2 separate regions of the Homo sapiens genome follow, and region 2 is linked to region 1. A link is a loop called in an ENCODE intact Hi-C map of the cell type or tissue named here. Cell type or tissue: sigmoid colon. All regions are shown on one strand. Each heading gives the region's core, and the rest is flanking DNA. Links, peaks and the distances in the headings are about the cores only.

The links. Peaks named below come from ENCODE experiments on the same cell type or tissue, not always from the same donor. Only the 100,000 strongest peaks of a DNase experiment are listed, where the experiment ranks them.
Region 2: it touches region 1 in a loop (1.8-fold over the local background); 5 of 110 quality-filtered maps call a loop at or near these places.

What each region holds. Positions count from the first base shown.
Region 1 is chr5:32,014,389-32,023,748 of GRCh38, forward strand. All of the region lies in intron 6 of PDZD2 (PDZ domain containing 2), which reads left to right. Among named protein-coding and RNA genes, the nearest start is that of MIR4279, 83 kb to the left of the region's middle. RefSeq lists enhancers at 2,177-2,678, 2,679-3,178, 5,957-6,006, 6,027-6,136. In sigmoid colon, for the core only: no CTCF peak of the experiment used is centred there; a DNase peak (open chromatin) is centred at 3,823.
Region 2 is chr5:31,959,959-31,969,318 of GRCh38, forward strand. All of the region lies in intron 2 of PDZD2 (PDZ domain containing 2), which reads left to right. Among named protein-coding and RNA genes, the nearest start is that of MIR4279, 28 kb to the left of the region's middle. RefSeq lists an enhancer at 5,284-5,785. In sigmoid colon, for the core only: no CTCF peak of the experiment used is centred there; a DNase peak (open chromatin) is centred at 3,622.

The DNA of each region.
Region 1 (9,360 bases), core at 2,399-4,898:
AGAATAAAACCATATGGTGAATATCAAGTTTAAGGAGTAGAAGCCAGTGAAAAAGAGAATGGGAACAGGATGGTGAAACCCCACAATCATTTGCATAATTGTCAGTCATCTCAGTGGGGTCTGGCTTCAGTGACAGGGCTCGCCGTCTGCCACGACTCACCCCCACTGTCACCACCACCACAAGATTAAAGACTGCCAGTTTGGTCTCAGAAATATCAAAGTCTAGCCCTTCCCCCATACCACCCATGGCCCTGTTCTACCTGATTGGCAGTTCTTCTCCGAATCTCTCTTCATTTTCTGCTCTGCAATGACAATTTCTTTTTTTTTTTTTTTTTTTTTTTTTTTTGAGATGGAGTTTCACTCTGTCACCAGGCTGGAGTGCAGTGGCGCAATCTCTGCTCACTGCAACCTCCACCTCCAGGGTTTAAGCGATTCTTCCGCCTCAGTCTCCTGGGGACTATAGGCATGTGCCACCATGCCCACCTAATTTTTGTATTTTTAGTAGAGAACGGGGTTCCACCATGTTGGCCAGGATAGTCTCAATCTCTCTCTTTTTTTTTTTTTTTTTTTTGAGACGGAGTCTCACTCTGTCGCCCAGGCTGGAGTGTAGTGGCGCAATCTCGGTTCACTGCAACCTCCGCCTCCTGGGTTCAAGCAATTCTCCTGCCTCAGCCTCCTGAGTAGCTGGCACTACAGGCACCCGCCACCACACCCAGCTGATTTTTGTATTTTTAGTAGAGATAGGGTTTCACCATGTTGGCCAGGCTGGTCTTGAACTCCTGACCTCAGGTGATCTGCCCGCTTCAGCCTCCCAAAGTGCTGGGATTACAGTCGGTAGCCACCGCACCTAGCCCGACAATTTCTTTTTTTCTAGAGACAGGGTCTTGCTCTGGCGGTACCCAGGCTGAAGTGCAGTGGTGTGATCATAGCTCACTGTAACCTCAAACTCCTGGGCTCAAGCAATCCTCCCACCTCAGCCTCCTGAGTAGCTGGGAGTACAGGTGCACGCCACCGCAGCCTGCTAATTTTTTAAGTACTTTTTTTGTAGGGATGGGGCGTCACTATGTTGCCCAGCCTGGTTTCAAACTCCTGGCCTCAAGCGATCCTCCCACCTCGGCCTCCCAGATAGCTGGGATTACAGAAGTGAGCCACCTCGCCTGGCCATGCAGTGACAATATTTTAAATGAGAATCTGGCATGTCGCTTAAATGTTTACGATCTCCAATAAAATGAGTGGCACATGCATTGTGATTATTGGCTATTCAAAAAAGGTTTGTGTCCTTTCTCAAGTGTAAATAATGTCTTTGAAAAAGAAAGAGATTTTTCATGAGAAAAATCTATTTTCTAGCCTTCTGAGAGAGAAACTTTAAATTGAAGAGAAGAGGAAGAGTTTCAGTATAATAGGGTGTGAAATGGGTGATACTTATTAAGTTGGAGCCTGTCTCCCTTTTTATATTTTTAACAAAGAAAAAAAAATGGAAGTAATGGTTGTCTTTGCCAAATCTGCAATTGTAAAGCTCAGCTCGGAAGAGTTTGTTTAGCACATCAATCAGGAGACCCGTATCCGGCTTCCGTTGCCATCAAGCAAATCAGTTCTAACATTTTTGGAATCACAAGTTTGGAAAAATCTTGGAGAACTTTTGGGCGATTCAGGTTTTAGAAGGAATAAGGGACCTGTTTCTTACAAGGAAAGAAGAGCAAAGCAGGACCTTCCGATTCTGTGAGTCTGATATGGGTGTTTGATTCTTCGTTGGTGGAACTGCCAGGGGTATGGGAGCCTGAAAGCCAGTATCCTCGAGTGTAGAAATGAGGCCTGTGGAAAGAAAGGAGAGGACCTCTTGTGTTTTATTTGGACTGAATAATTGATCAAATGTCCGCTCTAAATGTTTCCAAATGTGTCCGGGCAGTAAGGACTTCTGTTACAGCATCTGAATGTATCATTTTTGGTTGATTCGTGGTGTCCTAGATGGGAAACTCTCTCTTGTTTCGGGGTTGACCTGGTTTTTTCTGGCAAATTGAACTTAGAGTCTAATACAAAGAACAATGAATACCAAGGGTGTAAACCTGTGATTAGCATTAAAACAGAAAGACACGGAGTCTGACTGGAAGGCAGATCTTCGGAGTAGTACTGTTAATCCTGAAAGACACCAGCATGGAGCTCTGCATCTATGGGGAGCGCATGTTCTTCCCCTGAGGCCTTGAGGATAGAGGGTTACCACTTAGGCTGCTTCTATGGGCAGTGTGGGCTGAGCTCACAGTCTCTCTGAGCCCAGGGCAATCACAGCAGCCTCTGCTTATGGATTCCCCACTCTGCCCCTGGGTCAAGAACAGTCTGCCCTTCTCTTTGGACTTCCACTTGCTATTTATGTAACTTCAGGATTCACCTCTTCCAGGAAGTCTTCCCAGAGCCATACATCCTACCTGCCTGGGCCCCCAGCATGCAGTGTGCCCTATGTTGTCTTCCCTGGCCCTTAATTCAGATCGTAGTGACATTGTTATTCAAGTGACAGCTCATTTAATGTCATCCTCCATGAGGTGGAGGCTCCATGGGGGCAGGGCCCCTGTCAGGTTTGCTCACTTGCGTCTCCCAGGTCCTCACTGTCACTGTGTGTGTATGGAGATACATGGATGGTTGGACAGATGTGCAGATGGGGGATGGTTGGTGTACCCTCTCACCATCCCGCAATGCCCCCTGCATACCTCTCGTCGTAAGCTTTGGTCGCCTTCCACTGTCTTGCCCAGCATACCATGAATTTAAAATGGCCTGGGCCGGGCACAGTGGCTCACACCTGTAACCCCAGCACTTTGGAAGGCCTAGGCAGGAGGATCACTTGAGGTCAGGAGTTCAAGATCAGCCTGGCCAATACGGCAAAACTCCATCTCTACTAAAAATACAAAAAAATTAGCCAGGTGTGGTGGCTCACGCCTGTAATCCCATCTATGAGGGAGACTGAGGCACAAGAATCGCTTGAACCCCGGAGGCAGACGTGGCAGTGAGCCGAGATGGGTGCCACTGCACTCCAGCCTGAGTGACAGAGCCAGACCCTGTCTCAAAAAAAAAAAAAAAATTAGAAAAAAATAGTTTAAAATGGCCTTGGCACATAGTGGACATTTGTTTCTGTCCCCAAATGAGAGAAAGTCTCTCTGCTATGCCCTTCTGGGAATTTCTCTCTGGGATAAGAATATCAGTGATTTAGACATCATTTTTTGAAGTGTAACAATGGGAGAACACAGTGTCCCTTCCCTTAAAATAGGATATTTGTGGTAGCATCTCATTAACAGATAAGTAGATTTCTTCCTTTTTGTTTGGTTAAGGTTAGAAACCTGCAAGCAGCTACAGGGAATTTAGGACTTGGTTTTTTAATGAATCAGCAGCAAAAACAAAGGATTAAACATCCCAGGGGGAGTTGGTGAAGAAATAAGTGGGATATAAGTGAAAAGACCAAAAAGGCACCAGGGCAAAGAGCCCAGAACTGTGAGTGTCAGAGATGTGGGTTGTGGTAAACAACCATAAAGTGTCAGAACTGCAGGGAACCTTGGGGAGTAACTGGTCCCAACCTCGCATTTTATAAGCTGGAGATCTACAATGAGAGGGAAGACCGCAGGGCTCCACTGATAGCAAACTTGTTCCCCTGGAAAAGTCACATTATAGCTCAAGGCAGCTGTGAGGGGAAAAAAAGAGCCAGGACAAAGAGATGAATGCAGTGCTAGGAGTTCACAGACTGTACCGAAATGCAGAAGGATCACTGTTTATGCAAAAGCATGAATGGGCGCAGGGAGCTTCCACACTCCTGCATCCGGCTCATGTGCACTCTGGAGAGGCCTCCTTGGCAGGTCTGAGTGGAGTAGGGCCCAGGAGTCTGTGTTTCTGGTGATTCTGAAGCTCAGTGAGATTATAAAAAGTGAAAGTGGCAAGGCTTCTAAGAGTCTCCCAGCTAGGGGCTGGGCGATGCCCAGGGACCTCTGTGTGCACGGCGTTGAGACAAAGGGAGGTTTTAGGCCCCCAACTGTCTCCCTATTTTCTGCAGTTCAGGGACAGAGGGAGTGAGGCCAAGGTGTTTGTGGTGCTCGTGGGAAACTTAGAAGCACAGATCCCCCAACCTGCTCCGGATCCTCATGAGCACAGACTGGCTTGCACATCATTGTTCTCATTGCCTTCCCAGACACCAGTTCCTGTTATATAGACCAGAGCTGCTGATGCAGAAACTGCCTCATTCTCGGCACCAACCCGCAGCAGGCGGCCACACATGCCAATCCACAGCTCCCTGAGTTGTGCATTTTCTCCCCACTGTCCCAAACTGAACTTCTCTCTCTCCCCAACCTCAGCCCGGGACTTCCCAAGTAGGTCTCAGTTCACTTAGACGTTCCTTAAGCAACACTTCAGCTGGCACAGGACGTATAAAAGGTTGCTTGAAACTCAATGCCTTATGTCGGATTGCCAGAGCAAGATAGGAAAGACGAGACTGCAATGATTGCTGGTCTGAGAAAATAAGATTTACATTTGGGGGTGGTTTTTGTTTGGTTTGGTTTTATATTTAAGAAGATGAAGTGATTATTTAAGTGGGTGGAGGAAGAAAGGAGATAAGAGTAGTTACTTGGGCGAGATGAATTGCCTGGAAAACTGCTGAAGTTTGAATCCTGTGGCACACTCTCAGGGGCCTGTTCCAACTGGCTACCTGGCCTTGCTGCATTTTTATCTAAGGAGTTTGCAGTTCTCTAAGTAAACAGCTCATGTCATTTGCATAGAAAAGCTTTTTTTTTTTTTTTTTTTTGAGACAGGGTCTCACTCTGTTGCCCAGTCTGGAGTGCAATGGCACAATTATGGCTCACTGCAGCCTTGACTTCCTGGGCTCAAGAGATCCTCCCACCTCAGCCTCCTGAGTAGCTAGGATTACAGTTGCATGCCACCATGCCCAGCTAATTTCTTTGTATATTTTGTAGAGACGGGGTCTCCCTATGTTTTCTAGGCTGGTCTCAAACTCCTGGGCTCAAGCAATCCTCCCGTCTCAGCCTCCCAAAGTACTGGGATTGCAGGCGTGAGCCACGTTTCCCAGCCAGAAAAGCAAATATTGTATTTCACATGGATCCTCAAAGAGCAGTGGTCTCCATAATAGAATAGGCACACCCAGAGGAGAAGCCAGATGATCCCTTGGGGTGTGGAAGGAAAATAGTAGAATGTATGTAGGTCTTACCGTGTTTTAGATTGTTTTGTTTTATGTCTACGTTAGGCGTGCTTGATGGCTTCTCAGCCTAGAAAGACTGACATCATAGCATGGAGCATTAGGAAATACAGTTAAAAAAATTTCCTTAGTATGCAATCAACTTTATTATCGTTCTTTGGATTTGAAAAATTCTTTCAGATTTCAATGAAAATAAAATATGAATCATTGGAGCATATAATAAAGTTTCTTGGCCCTGAAGTTAATTTCTTTTATGAACATAATATGTAGAAGTCATGTAATGACTTTCTCACGGGAGGTAAGTTTCTTCCTGTCTTTGCGCATTTCATTAGTGTTCCAAGAAGGCTTCTCACCCCTGTTCCAAATTTTCCTCTTATTTGTACCACTCCTATTTGGTTAATTTCAGTTTATATGTCCTTAAGGGGTTTATGTCTGTGGTCCACAAGCTGAAATGTAAAGTAGAATATATATATATACACACATATATATATATTTTTTTAATTTAATTTTTTTTTTTTGAGACAGAGTCATCCTCTGTCACCCAGACTGGAGTACAGTGGCACAATCTCAGCTCACTGCAACCTCCACCTCCATGCCTAGCTAATTTTTGTATTTTTAGTGGAGACAAGGTTTCACCATGTTGACCAAGCTGGTCTCAAACTCCTGACCTCGTGATCCGCCTGCCTTGACCTCCCAAAGTGCTGGGATTACAGGCGTGAGCCACCACCATGCCCAGCCAAAATAGAATATATTAAGACTCAAAGGAAGATGGCTGTTCAGAAATGAAACTGAAATAAAAATTTCTTCTGCCATAGACAAAATTATGGCAATAACCACACGAAGTGGGAACAGGGTAACGTGGCTCATTTTTGCATCATGTATCTCAGGATAACTCTGTTTATGAGCTTCGCTGAGCCTCTAAGGTAACAAAAATCCTTGAGATGTGTCTTCTGAGACTGTAATGTAGATAATGTTGCTGCACTGTCAGAATCTTACTCTTAAGAGGAACAGGAGATCCTCACTTAGTTTCAGTTTCAGTTATTGTGCTGGATTATAGGCAAATGACAAAATGATCTTTTTTTTTTTCTTTTTTTTTTGAGACAGAGTCTCACTGTCACCCAGGCTGGAGTGCAGTGGCGCGATCTCGGCTCACTGCAACCTCTGCCTCCCAGGTTCAAGCGATTCTCCTGCCTCAGCCTCCCAAGTAGCTGGGACTATAGGTGCACACCACCATTCCTGGCTAATTTTTTGTATTTTTAGTAGAAACAGTGTTTCACCATGTTGGCCAGGCTGGTCTTGAACTCCTAACCTCAAGTGATCTGCCCACCTCAGCCTCCCAAAGTGCTGGGATTACAGGAGTGAGCCACTGCACCTGGCCAACAAAATGATCTTCGACGATGCATAGATGAGTTAGATAAATGGGCATTGGGTGCCGGGGGGAAAAAAACCCCACCTTACTTAAAGACTTCATGTGCATTGAAGACTTGGAATTTTTTTTTTTTTTTTTTACATTTTCCTCTTTTTAGCCACATCTTATGCAACATGGTAGCACACAGCCTGAGAAATAAAGCAAAATACAAGAGGTCAGAAGTTCCCCTGTGGAATCCAGGGCAGAAATTTCACAAAGAAATGGAGCGATTTAGGACAAACTCCTCACCCCACCCCCTACCGTTACTGTTTGCTTGCCTTGATTTTTTTTTTAATTGTTGTTGTTTTTGAGACAGCCTCGCTCTGTCACCCAGGCTGGAGTGCTGTGGCATGATCTCGGCTCACTGCAACCTCTGCCTCCCGGGTTTAAGCAATTCTCTTGTCTCAGCCTCCTGATTTCAAGCAATTCTCATGCCTCAGCCTCCCGAGTAGCTGGGATTACAGGCACCTGCCACCATGCCTGGGTGATTTTTGTATTTTTTAGTAGAGATGGGGTTTCACCATGTTGGCCAGGCTGGTCTTTAATTCCTGACCTCAAGTGATCCACCTGCCTCAGCCCCCCAAAGTGCTGGGATTATAGGCATGAGCCACCGCATCTGGCCTCCTGACAGAGACTTTCTAACTCCTCCACGCCTTCAGTAGTCTCTCCTTTCTCTGATTGCCAGTCTTACCTGTTTCTCACATTTTAGCACTTAAAATCAGAACGTCAGCTCCCGGTTTGTTAATGGGCAGGTGTTTTCCAAAATTTGTTGGTAAAGCTTTTGTTTGGATATTCAAATTTATTTCCCCTTGAAACAAATATATCTACTTAGTAAATATCTGTGGAATTATCTTTTAAGCTATGAGTAGCAAAAAAGGTGGCCTTTGTGTCACCCACTTACCCCTCCTCTTTAGCTCCTGGGGCAGACATCTGGAATTCTTCCTAGCACTCTTCCTGCTGATACCAGATACAACTGCAGTAGTTCATAACATGACCCTGCAGGTGCCCACAACCAAGGCATTGTACGAATCAATGCTGGATGACGGCCAGCCTGACATCTCCGTCCACACTCAGCACTGTGCTGGGTGCTTTGGGGATACAGAGATGGCAGACCCAGTCTTGTTTCTTCTCTCATGGTATTTTTTATATTCCATAATGAATTATGATTATTTCTGTACTTGTCTTCTTCTTTTTTCGTTTTGTTTTTTTGTTTTTTTGTTTTTTGTTTTTTTTTGGAGTTGGGGGATGGAGTCTCACTGTTGCCCAGGCTGGAGTGCAGTGGCATGATCTCTGCTCAGTGCAACCTCTACCTCCCGGGTTCAAGCAATTCTCCTGCCTCAGCCTCCCAAGTAGCTGGGACTACAGGCGCACACCGCCACTCACAGCTAATTTTTTTTTTTTTTTGTATTTTAGTAGAGATGGGGTTTCACCATGTTGCCCAGGCTGATCTCGAACTCCTGAGCTCAGGCAATCTGCCTGCCTCGGCCTCCCAAAGTGCTGGGATTATAGGTATGAGCCCCCGCACCCAGCCATTTCTGTACTTTTCATAGTCCCCTTTTCAGCATAATGAATCCTCAAGGAGCCATGTGCAATACTGACCTAGAGAAGAGATCTGATTCCTTCTGGGGATCAGTAGGGGTTCAATGGATGGGTGGCATTTGACTATTCCATAGGACTTCCACAGGAACACCTGCAGAAACTGATGACATTCTGGAACAGAAAAATAACATGTACAGTGGTCCTCAAATAGGAAATTTTGAAGTCTGTCCAGAAATCCACAAAGTCTATTGAGCAAAATGTTCAGCCCATGCTTCTAGTTTCAGACTATGGAATTTTGACTTCTTTTGCAAGGAAAGTGACTCACTGATGGCTTTTCAGTTGAGTGACAGGGTCAGAGTTTTTAAGATTACTCAAGCAGCGTGGCAGAGGAGGAGTGGGATTGAAGAAAGGCAGGATGGAGGTGAAAAGATGGATTTGGAGGCCTTTGCTGTACCTAGTCCCATTGAGAGGTAACCAGAGCCTGTGCTGCAGGAGTGATGGTCATGAGGATGGAGAGGCGGGAAGCCGTGTGAGTGACAGGCAATGGGAGGTCACCTGCCAGTCGGGGTGCTGGCTTCTGGGAGCAAGGGCCCCTTGGCATGGAGGGAGAGGATGAAAAGTTTCCTTCCCTTTTTTCCTGAAGGCAGGGCTGGCCCTATGCAATATTTTGAATGGGTTTCTATTTGCCTTTGAACCCTCATGTCATCCCCTCCTGCTCACTTGATGCCGGCTGTCTTTACAGGCCCCCGGAGCCCAGAGCTTTCATCCTGGTCTGAACTCTCCACTGAGGTCCCCACCGTCTCCCCTCCCAGACAGCCTCTCCTTCCTCCTTCTCCAAGCCACGTTCTCTCATTGCACCACCACCAACAACCCAAAAGACCAAAAAACAAACCAACCTTTTCCATTTTTCCAAGCAGTGTGTTTGTTAGGAAAGCAATCTGACTTAAAACCTATTTAAACAGTGGTAAGTGATTCTGGGACACTTAGCAAAGTATGTACATTTTAAACAGAGAATCCTTCTTAAAGAGTTTATCTGTATCATTTAAAAATGAAATTTAAGATAAAATTACACAGAATCCTGGATGACAAGGTTGCTTTTAGAGGAGATACCATGCTAGCTTCTTGCCTAAGATGTCTCTCTCTGTCACTTCCTTCCCTTTCACTTACTAAGTCATATTTTCTGAAAATTCTCAAGTCTTCATAACGACTCTGGGTACAGATGGCAGTGGGGAGA
Region 2 (9,360 bases), core at 2,416-4,915, 54 kb before region 1:
CATCACCTTTTTCTATCTCTGCCTGTCCTTTTCTCTTATCAAGACACACTCATTGGATTTAGGGGCTGCCCTAATCCAGGATGATCTCCTCTTGATCCTTAACTAATTATATCTTCAAAGACCCTGTTTCCAAACAAGGTCACATTCTGAGGTTTCAGGTGGACAGGAATTTTAGGAGGGGTGCTGTTCAACCTAGATGCTTGCTTGCTTTCTTTTCTTTCCTTCCTTCCTTTTCTTTCCTTCCTTTCCTTCCTTCTTTCCTTCCTTCTTTCTTTTTGACGAAGTTTCACTCTTGTTGCCCAGGCTGGAGTGCCATGGCGCGATCTCGGCTCACCACAACCTCCACCCCCCAGGTTCAAGAAGATTCTTCTGCCTCAGCCTCCTGAGTAGCTGGGATTACAGGATTACACCACTACACCACGCCCGGCTAATTTTGTATTTTCAGTAGACACAGTTGGTCAGGCTGGTCTCGAACTCCTGACCTCAGGTGGTCTGCCGCCTCGGCCTTCCAAAATGCTGGGATTACAGGCATGATCCACGGTGCCCGGCCAACCCAGATGCTTTCTACTCCTCCATTTCCAGTTGGAGGCAGAGTTAGAATTCATAGTCCTAACCCACTCTCCTCTCTCCTCCACCTAGATCCTGTGCCTTCACCTCCTCCCAGCTTAGCTAACTCCTGCTGGACCACGAACCACTGCCACTTCCTAAGGAAAACCTTGCTATCCACATCTACCCCCAAAGCAAGCCAGTCCCCCTTTTATAAGCTTCTGAAGTAACCCGTGCTTCTGTTGAAGCATTCTTCATATAATTAGTGTTGTTTTTTTCATTTACGTAATGTAAATTTATATTATATATTTTGTACATTCTATTTAATATTTTATGCTATGTAATATTTTATATAAAGTATAATTTTGTTAACAAATGTGTATAATTCTTTTAATGAATTACATATTGACTGTAAACTCTGTGAGGGTGTAGGGACCGACTGACTTATTCATTGCTTTGTACCAGCACTGAGCCCAATGCCATCACTCAATTTTTGAACCATATTCTCTTTATAACATCACTTTAATTTTTCAGAGAAAATCTGCTCCTCAGCACAAGACTGACCCCCTTCTAGGTCTGCTATTGACTGCCTTATCAGGAATTCCCCTTTTGGGGATGCAGGCTGGGGGAGTTATGTGTTTTCTTTATTCAGCCTTCATGTCCCACAAAGCAGGGAAAAGATCAATGGTTGGATTTTGTGTTGTCTGAGGGATGTCTACATTGCCTTGAAATCTGAGGCAGGGCATTTAAAATACAGCTCCTTTGCCTGTAATCCCAGCGCTTTGGGAGGCCGAGGCTGGCAGTTCACTTTGAGACCAGGCGTTTGAGGGCAGCTGGGGAAACATGGCGAAACTCCGTCTCTACAAAAAAAAAAAAAAAAATTAGCCAGGCATGATGGTGTGCACCTGTAGTCTCAGCTACTAGGGAAGCTGAAGTGAGAGGATCCCTTGAGCTCAGGAGGTCGAGGCTGCAGTGAGCTGTGATCACACCATACACTCCAACCTGGGCAACAGAGTGAAATCCTGTCTCAAAAAATAAAATACAATACAGCTTCATTCATTGATCCTATTGAGATTTAAGAAAAGAATAGCATAAGGAAGCTCACTTTTCTTATTTGTTCTTCCTCTCAGTTGCTTTGTTTTGTTTGTTTGTTTTTTTGAGACGATGTCTTGCTCTGTCGCCCAGGCTGGAGTGTGGTGGCGCAATCTCGGCTCACTGCAGTCTCTGCCTCCGGTTTCAAGGGATTCTCCTGCCTCAGCCTCCTAACTAGCTGGGATTATAGGCATCCACCACCACGCCTGGCTAATTTCTGTATTTTTAGTAGAGACAAAGTTTCACTATGTTGGCTAGGCTGCGCCCACCTTGGCCTCCCAGATTCTGGGATTACAGGCAGGAACCACCAAGCCTAGTCTCAGCTGCTTTTTTTTACCCTTTCCCTCCCACCTTCTATCCACCACCCTGGCTCCAGGTAGAGAGAGAATTGGGTCATCTAAATTTTAAAAACAAATTTTCTTTAGACAGGGTATCAATAGTCTCTGATTTGGAACTTTAGCCATATGAAAGGGCCTTGTAAGGGTCCTTTAGACTTAGCCACACATTTGTTTTTTGAAGATGTTCCCAATGAAATTGGACCTTATAAACTTTGTGCCTGATGATTTAAAGAACCCCCTTTTTCAGCTCTTCTCTTAAGAAATAGTGTTGACATTTTCCACAGATCTGCTTGTGTATCTTAACTTCTCTTTCCTTTAAGTCATTTCTGACTTTTAGCAGTCTTTCCTTTAACTCCTCTCCTTTTGCTCAAACCCAAAGTACCTGGAGGCCGTCCCTTTTGAGAACAGGTGGTGCCAATACGTAAATCCTTTAGGGAAGTTGGACAGGAAGGGAAAATAAATAAATCTCACCTGACACTCTCAGCAGGCCTGAAGAGCTTGTCTCAGAGGGCGGCAACGAGTCTCTTAGGAGGAAATGTCTGCAGAGAGTCAGGGTGTGAAGTGTTAATAGCAAGAACCCCGTGGTTGAGTGGTGCTCTGCCCTTGGCAGTGCAGTGTCCTGGGCCTCCCCTGGAACCTATTTTGAGCCTGTTAAGCATCTGGTGAATTGTGTATCTCAAGTCCTGAACTGGGACTGCTGCCACCCGCATAAAGCTCCAATCTGCACGGAGAAGGAGTGTGGTTTGCACCCCAGCCTGGGGAGCTAGAACAAGTTGGGATGCCCCTGTATCTGTGAAGAGTATTTGTGAGTCTCAAGGGAACAGTGCCACAAGGGAAAACTCTCTTATCAAGGTTTCCTCCCTACCCCACCCAGAGATTTAAGGAACTCCTCTGTTCAAATGCTTTTGTTTCTGTCCCCTTCCAGATTCTTCCAGATCACACTCTTCCCGGTGTGAAGTTCAAGAAATAATTTTTCTCGGTGTTTGTTTTTCCATGCAGGCCCTGGCTTTGATTTTGCTTTTGGATGCTTTCCGTTTTCTCTAAATAGGAGGGTTCCAAGTCTAGTGTGTGCTGTCTGCCTGTTATTTCCTGCTGAGAACACTTGGTAATGAAGTGAGTTCCTAGTACTCTAAAACATGTTTGTGGCTCAAAAGCCCATACCTGCTCATACCTCTGAAGTCAGGCCAGACAAGAGCAGAGGCCCCAGCTATTCATGCTGTGGGCATTTTCTCCCAGAGCTGGACTTTGATGTCTGCAGAGACCTTCTCTTGACATTTAAAAACCATCACAATGTTGACTGACTAATGGCATTGTAATATGTTTAAACATTTAATATTACCACAACAGAGCTTTTGAAACTCCTGCCTCAGGAAAGGGAAAAACTTGATTTTTTCCTTTTAAAGGAGGCAGATGAGCCAAAAGGAAGGGCTTTTGCCCAAATATTTGTGACAAATGGAGGGAAGATAAGAAAGCAGCTTTTCTGACCGGTAGGCCAGAACAGGGTGGGTGCTGGGAGAGGCGGGGGCTGTGCACACACACACACGTACATCTGATTTATTCGTGGTAGTTGCTTGTGTCCGTGGGAGCAGCCTAGCCTGCATGTTTTACAGAATATTCAGGGGTCAGCTGATCCCGCAGCCTCGCTGGGATGGGCAGCCTCCCAGGCTCCACCTTGAGTCTTGGGGCAATTCCAGGACCTCTGGGATCATCCTCGGAGTTCAGGTCAGGCCAGAAGGCGTTCTGTTTTCCTGGGAGTTAAGAGTCAGACTCCAGCTGATGGACCGGGAAGCAAAACAAGAGTCCAACATTGGTCTGTATTTTGAAAAACATCTGTCTCATCTCTCTCTGGCAGAAGAGCGTGGCTTGCAGTTAGCCCCACTCTGTGCTTAGGGTCTATACTAGCTCAATCCCCCAATGCCCAGCACCCAGGCATGCCCACACACACCCCCATCCTTCTCAATGCCATGATGTAGGCCCACCCAGCCCTCACAATACGTCTTTGCCTCAAGGGGCCAGCAGGGGCTCTGCCTCTAGGGTACATTTGCCCCAGCTTTCCAGCCCTCGAGTTTTAGAGTCCATTTCTGACTCTCTGCCTGTTCATGTGAACTTGATTTTTCCAGAGATACTTTTTTTCCAGACATGGCTACAGTTCCTTTTGTCCCACTCCTACCACAGAACGTGTTTGGACCCACCACCCTGTGTGAGTTCACTTTTCAGGGCTTCCAGCCTGGACAGTCACAGCAGACCAGTTTAACTAGTTGACCTCTGATTACTCAGAACATTTCTGACTGAGAAAGGAACTAACGGTAATTGGTATTTACTGTGTGGCAGGTGGGAATCCCACCATCTGAGTCCATTATCCCATTGAAGCCTCCTGTAGGTAGATGAGCCTGAGGGACTCATCTCTGAAGTTATATGGCTTTTCCAAGGGCCCAAATGGCAGTGCTGAGACCTGAACAAAGGATAATCTTGCACCAGATAGTTAATATTCAGATGAATTTGGATAAAGCTTTTTAGGTATTAGGGACAGAGAGTCCTAATCGGAAGGGGCCTTTTTTTGTTGTTTTTTTCCCACTACCAGCCCACAGATTGAACAGAAATCTTTGTGGATGCCTTTCATCCAACCTGGCTTCCCAAATATGCCTCCACCATCTTCTTTTACATCAGATTAGCTAAGTCCTGTCCATTCCTGACCAGCCTGTTTTGACGACTGTTACTTCCCACCATCTCCTTTTTGGGAAATATTTGGTTGGTACAAAACTAATTGCGGTTTTTGCCTTTTTTTTATTTTTATTTTTTGAGGCGGAGTCTCGCTCTGTCGCCCAGGCTGGAGGGCAGCGGCGCGATCTCGGCTCACTGCAAGCTCCGCCTCCCGGGTTCACGCCATTCTCCTGCCTCAGCCTCCCGAGGAGCTGGGACTACAGGCACCCGCCACCACGCCCGGCTAATTTTTTTGTATTTTTAGTAGAGACGGGGTTTACACTGTACCGTGTTAGCCAGGATGGTCTCGATCTCCTGACCTCGTGATCCGCCCACCTCCGCTTCCCAAAATGCTGGGATTACAGGCATGAGCCACCGCGCCCGGCCAGTTTTTTTGCCATTTTAATGGCACCAACCTAATACTGATAGGGCTCCGATGAGTGGAGCAACACCAGGTTCTTCCTCTCCAGTCAAATTAGATAAAACGACACGGACACACGTGGAGTGGTTTTAAGGAGTGGTAGAGAGTTTAATAAGCAAGAAAGAAAAGAGAAAGCAGAAGGAAGAGGCTCTCCCATACAGAGACGGAGGAGAGCTCCAAAGCCAAAAGAAGAGACCCCCAAGTGGGGTGGAAACCAGCCAGGTATGTGTAGAGGCTGGAGGAGGCAGTGTCTGATTTGCATAGGGCACAGGGGATTGGTTTGACCAGACATGTCATTCATGTAACCTGCAAAAACATTGGCCCTCTCACCCTAGCCTTTTAATATGCAAATACAGGGCACCATGATGTTCTACACACGGGGGGATATGTTGCCAGGCACGTGTGGGGCAAGGGCAAGAAGACAACAGTGAGAATCGCCATGTTTGGGTAGACCCAGTTTCTAATGGCCTGTATTTGCATATCAAAGGTTACCGGCTCTAAGAGCTAGGGCTTTACAAGAAACTGCTTTCTGGAGCTGCTTTAAAAATGGAAACTTCGGCTGGGCGCAGTGGTTCACTCCTGTAATCCTAGCACTTTGGGAGGCCAGGGCACGTGGATCACCTGAGGTCAGGAGTTCAAGACCAGCCTGACCAACATGGCGAAACCCCATCTCTACTAAAAAATACAAAAAATTAGCCAGGCATGGTGGCACACACACCTATAATACCAGCTACTCGGGAGACTGAGACAGGAGAATCACTTGAACCCAAGAGGCAGAGGTTGCGGTGAGCCTGGATCGCACCATTGCACTCCAGCCTGGGCAAGAGTGAAACTCCGTCTCCAAAAAAAAACACCAACCAAAACACTTAAAATGCAATCCTTTATCAAGTTAAAGTGGGGCAAGTCCTCCTTGGGTTGTTTGAAGCTGCAGCCCTTCTCCTCATCCAAACCTGGTCATGATGAGCAGCATTAGGATGGGACTTTGGCATAGGGAATCCCAAGGTCATGGTAAGGGTTTTTGTTTTGTTTTTTGGGAATCAGACAGAGGCAGAGTTGAATCCCAGCTCTACTGTTTTCAGCTTTCTGACCTTGGGCGAGTTAATCTCTTTAAACCTCAGTTTTCTTACCTTTAAAAGACAGATTATGAATTCTACCTTGGTAGGGTTGTTTTAGATTGAAATGAGCTGATGTGTGTGTGCAGTTAACACAGTACACAGACTATAGGTACTGTAGTTAATATTGTACCTCCCCCCATGTCTTTTATAAAACCCACGTTAGTTTTTGGAACTCCTAAAATAAACATACCATTAAAAGCAAGCTTTGCATTTTCAACATTTGTGTTTGTGCATCCAACAATTTAGGGTTTCCTTAATGCTTCACTTACCATTATTTTTAAATTAAATCCCAGTAGATAAATTCAAATGCCTCTGCATTTTCCTGTCTGAATATAACTGAGAACCAGGGGTCGCAGAGAGATTGAACCCATCACAGTTTCAGTTGTCAACAGACCCATGAAGAGTGCACTGATCAGAATCCAAGACTTAAAAGTTGCTCTGTCAACATCTGTAAAGACATGGCTTATCCGTTTTTCTAGGCCAGGGTTCTGTTGGTTTAGTTTTCTTGTAATCAAAGTCCTATAAACCAAGAGGAAAAATTCGAAAGAATTGTGAAGACAGATGAACAACAGGGAAAATATCCGACTAACTTGGCTTCTAAGGAGTATCCTTTGCTTGGGGAGGAAGGTCACAGAACTTAGCAAGCCAGTCTGCATGAGCCATCGTAGATTAGGGGACTTGCCGGCCCCACCAGCCTGCCTGCCACAGAGCCTCTGAAAAGAAAGAGAAAATCAGATCTTCAAAAATGCTCCGTACACTGTAGAGAAGAGATTCAGGAGAACAGTGCGTGACCTTAGCCAGAACATGTTGATGGGGATAGTCATTTTTGCAATTTCTTGAATATCTTTTCTCTGCTGGTTTCAAAATTGTGAAGTAAATTCAGAAAAGAAGCCCACTATTTTGATGGAAGCTGTTTTGACATAAGTGAAACCAGGCTTGGCACAAGGTGGAAGCAGGCTCTGGCCCAGGGAATGGAGCGGACGCTGGGAAGAATTGAGGCAAGCTGGGGAAATTGTTTCAAGATGGAGCTGGATCCACTTGAAAGGGAAGGGAACTGGAGGGTACAGACATGCCGTCAATGTTTGAATTTGTGTGTGAGGAGCATCAAGTGCCTTCTGAGATACATGGACCCACGGGAATCTGCCTTCTTTTAGAGTCACCTCTGAGGAAGGTAAGGAGAGTGGCCGCCTTTTGGATGCTGCACTATGCGGGCTTGAGGATTACTTACTGGCCCGTTGTGACCTGTTGGATTTGGCTGGTTTGGAGAAAGTCAGGCAGAAATGGCAAATGTGCCAGCAGCTCTCACAGTGGAGGAACATGGGAGATGTGGCAGGGGCAGTGTGCAACTCAGCCCTTAGATCATCTTTGACACACTTTTCAGGGTGTGGTGGCCTTGAGGTTAGAAGATACATCAGACATAATCTCTGAGATACGGTCTGCCCTCAGTTATCCCTGGGCGTTGATAGTAGCCTCTTCCAAGGCAAGGCTAAGGGCACTGCTATGTGTAGGAAAGCACAGGAATTGCCACGGGCAGTGCACCTGGCAGGGCTGAAGACTTGGGGAGGAGGATGCCCTGGATTTTCTGTTTTTCAGCCCTGGGCAATCTTCAGCTCTGAAGGACAAGTCATAGCAAAGCCCCCTGTGATAGGAAATACATGTTTTTGGCTGGTCCAGGGAGCAGGGCACAGGGGAGGTTTGGAAGCTTATTAGCACATGAGCTGGGCCAAGAAAGTAGAGAGATTTGGACACAAATACATAGAGAAAGTAAAAAATAAAATGCAGTTGATATGATTGCATGGTAACATGAATATATTAGCATACACAACTGCTATAGACTGAATGGTCTCTCCACCCGGAATCGACATATTGAAATCTAATCCCCCATGCAAAAGTATTTGGAGGTGAGGCCTTGGGGAGGTGATTAGATCATGAGGGTGGTGCCTTCATGAATGGGATTAGTGCACTTATAAAAGAGACTTCAGTTCGTGACCAGCCTGGCCAACATGGTGAAACCCCATCTCTACTAAAAATACGAAAATTAGCCAGGCGTGGTGGTGCATGTCTGTAATCCCATCTACTCGGGTGGTTGAGGTAGGAGAATGGCTTGAACCCGAGAGGCAGAGGTTGCAGTGAGCCGAGATCGCACCACTGTGCTCCAGCCTGGGCGACAGAGTGAGACTGTGTCTCAAAAACAAAAAACAAGCTGGGCACGGTGGCTCACGCCTATAATCCCAGCACTTTGGGAGGCTGAGGTGGGTGGATCTCCTGAGGTTGGGAATTCGAGACCAGCCTGACCAACGTGGAGAAACCCTGTCTCTACTAAAAATACAAAATTAGCTAGGCATGGTGGCGTATGCCTGTAATCCCAGCTACTAGGGAGGTTGAGGCAGGAAAATTGCTTGAACCCAGGAGGCGGGGAGGTTGGGGTGAGCCGAGATTGCACCACTGCACTCTAACCTGGGCAACAAGAGCGAAATTCTGTCTCAAAAAACAAACAAACAAACAAAAAAAACAACCAGACTCCAGAGAGCTCCTTTACTTCATCCACCATATGAAGACAAAACACAAAGGCGCCATCAGTGAAATGGGAAGTGGCCCTCACCACACGTCAAGTCTGCTGCACCTTGATCTTGAACTTTCAGCCTCCGGAACTGTGAGAAATAAATTTCCGTTGTTAATAAGCTACCCAGCCTACAGTAATTGTTACAGCAGCCTGGATAGATAAAAACGAAAACATGTCATATACTATTACTTTAGCAGTGTTTGGAGCTTTTGTTAATGAGGAAAGACTTGGTTGCATGATGACAAAGTGGAGTTGATTTGTGACGTTGGAATGGTGGGAATAATGTGGAGAGGATGCTTTGGAGGTGGAAGGGGCCACCAGGGGATTCATGGCCTAAACTAAATGGAATGGTAGATACTCACTGGACTGATGTGAGGGGAAGGGATGTGTGAGATGCTAGCGGGACTATGAGATCTGTCTCTTCAGGGTAATGGGGCATGTTAGGAAAGTGAGAAGGAAAGTGAGAAAGATAACACCAAAAGGACATGTTCAGCCAGGCACGATGGCTCATGCCTGTAATCTCAGCACTTTGAGAGGCTGAGGTGGGCAGATCGCTTGAGCTCAGGAGTTCGAGACCAGCCTGGG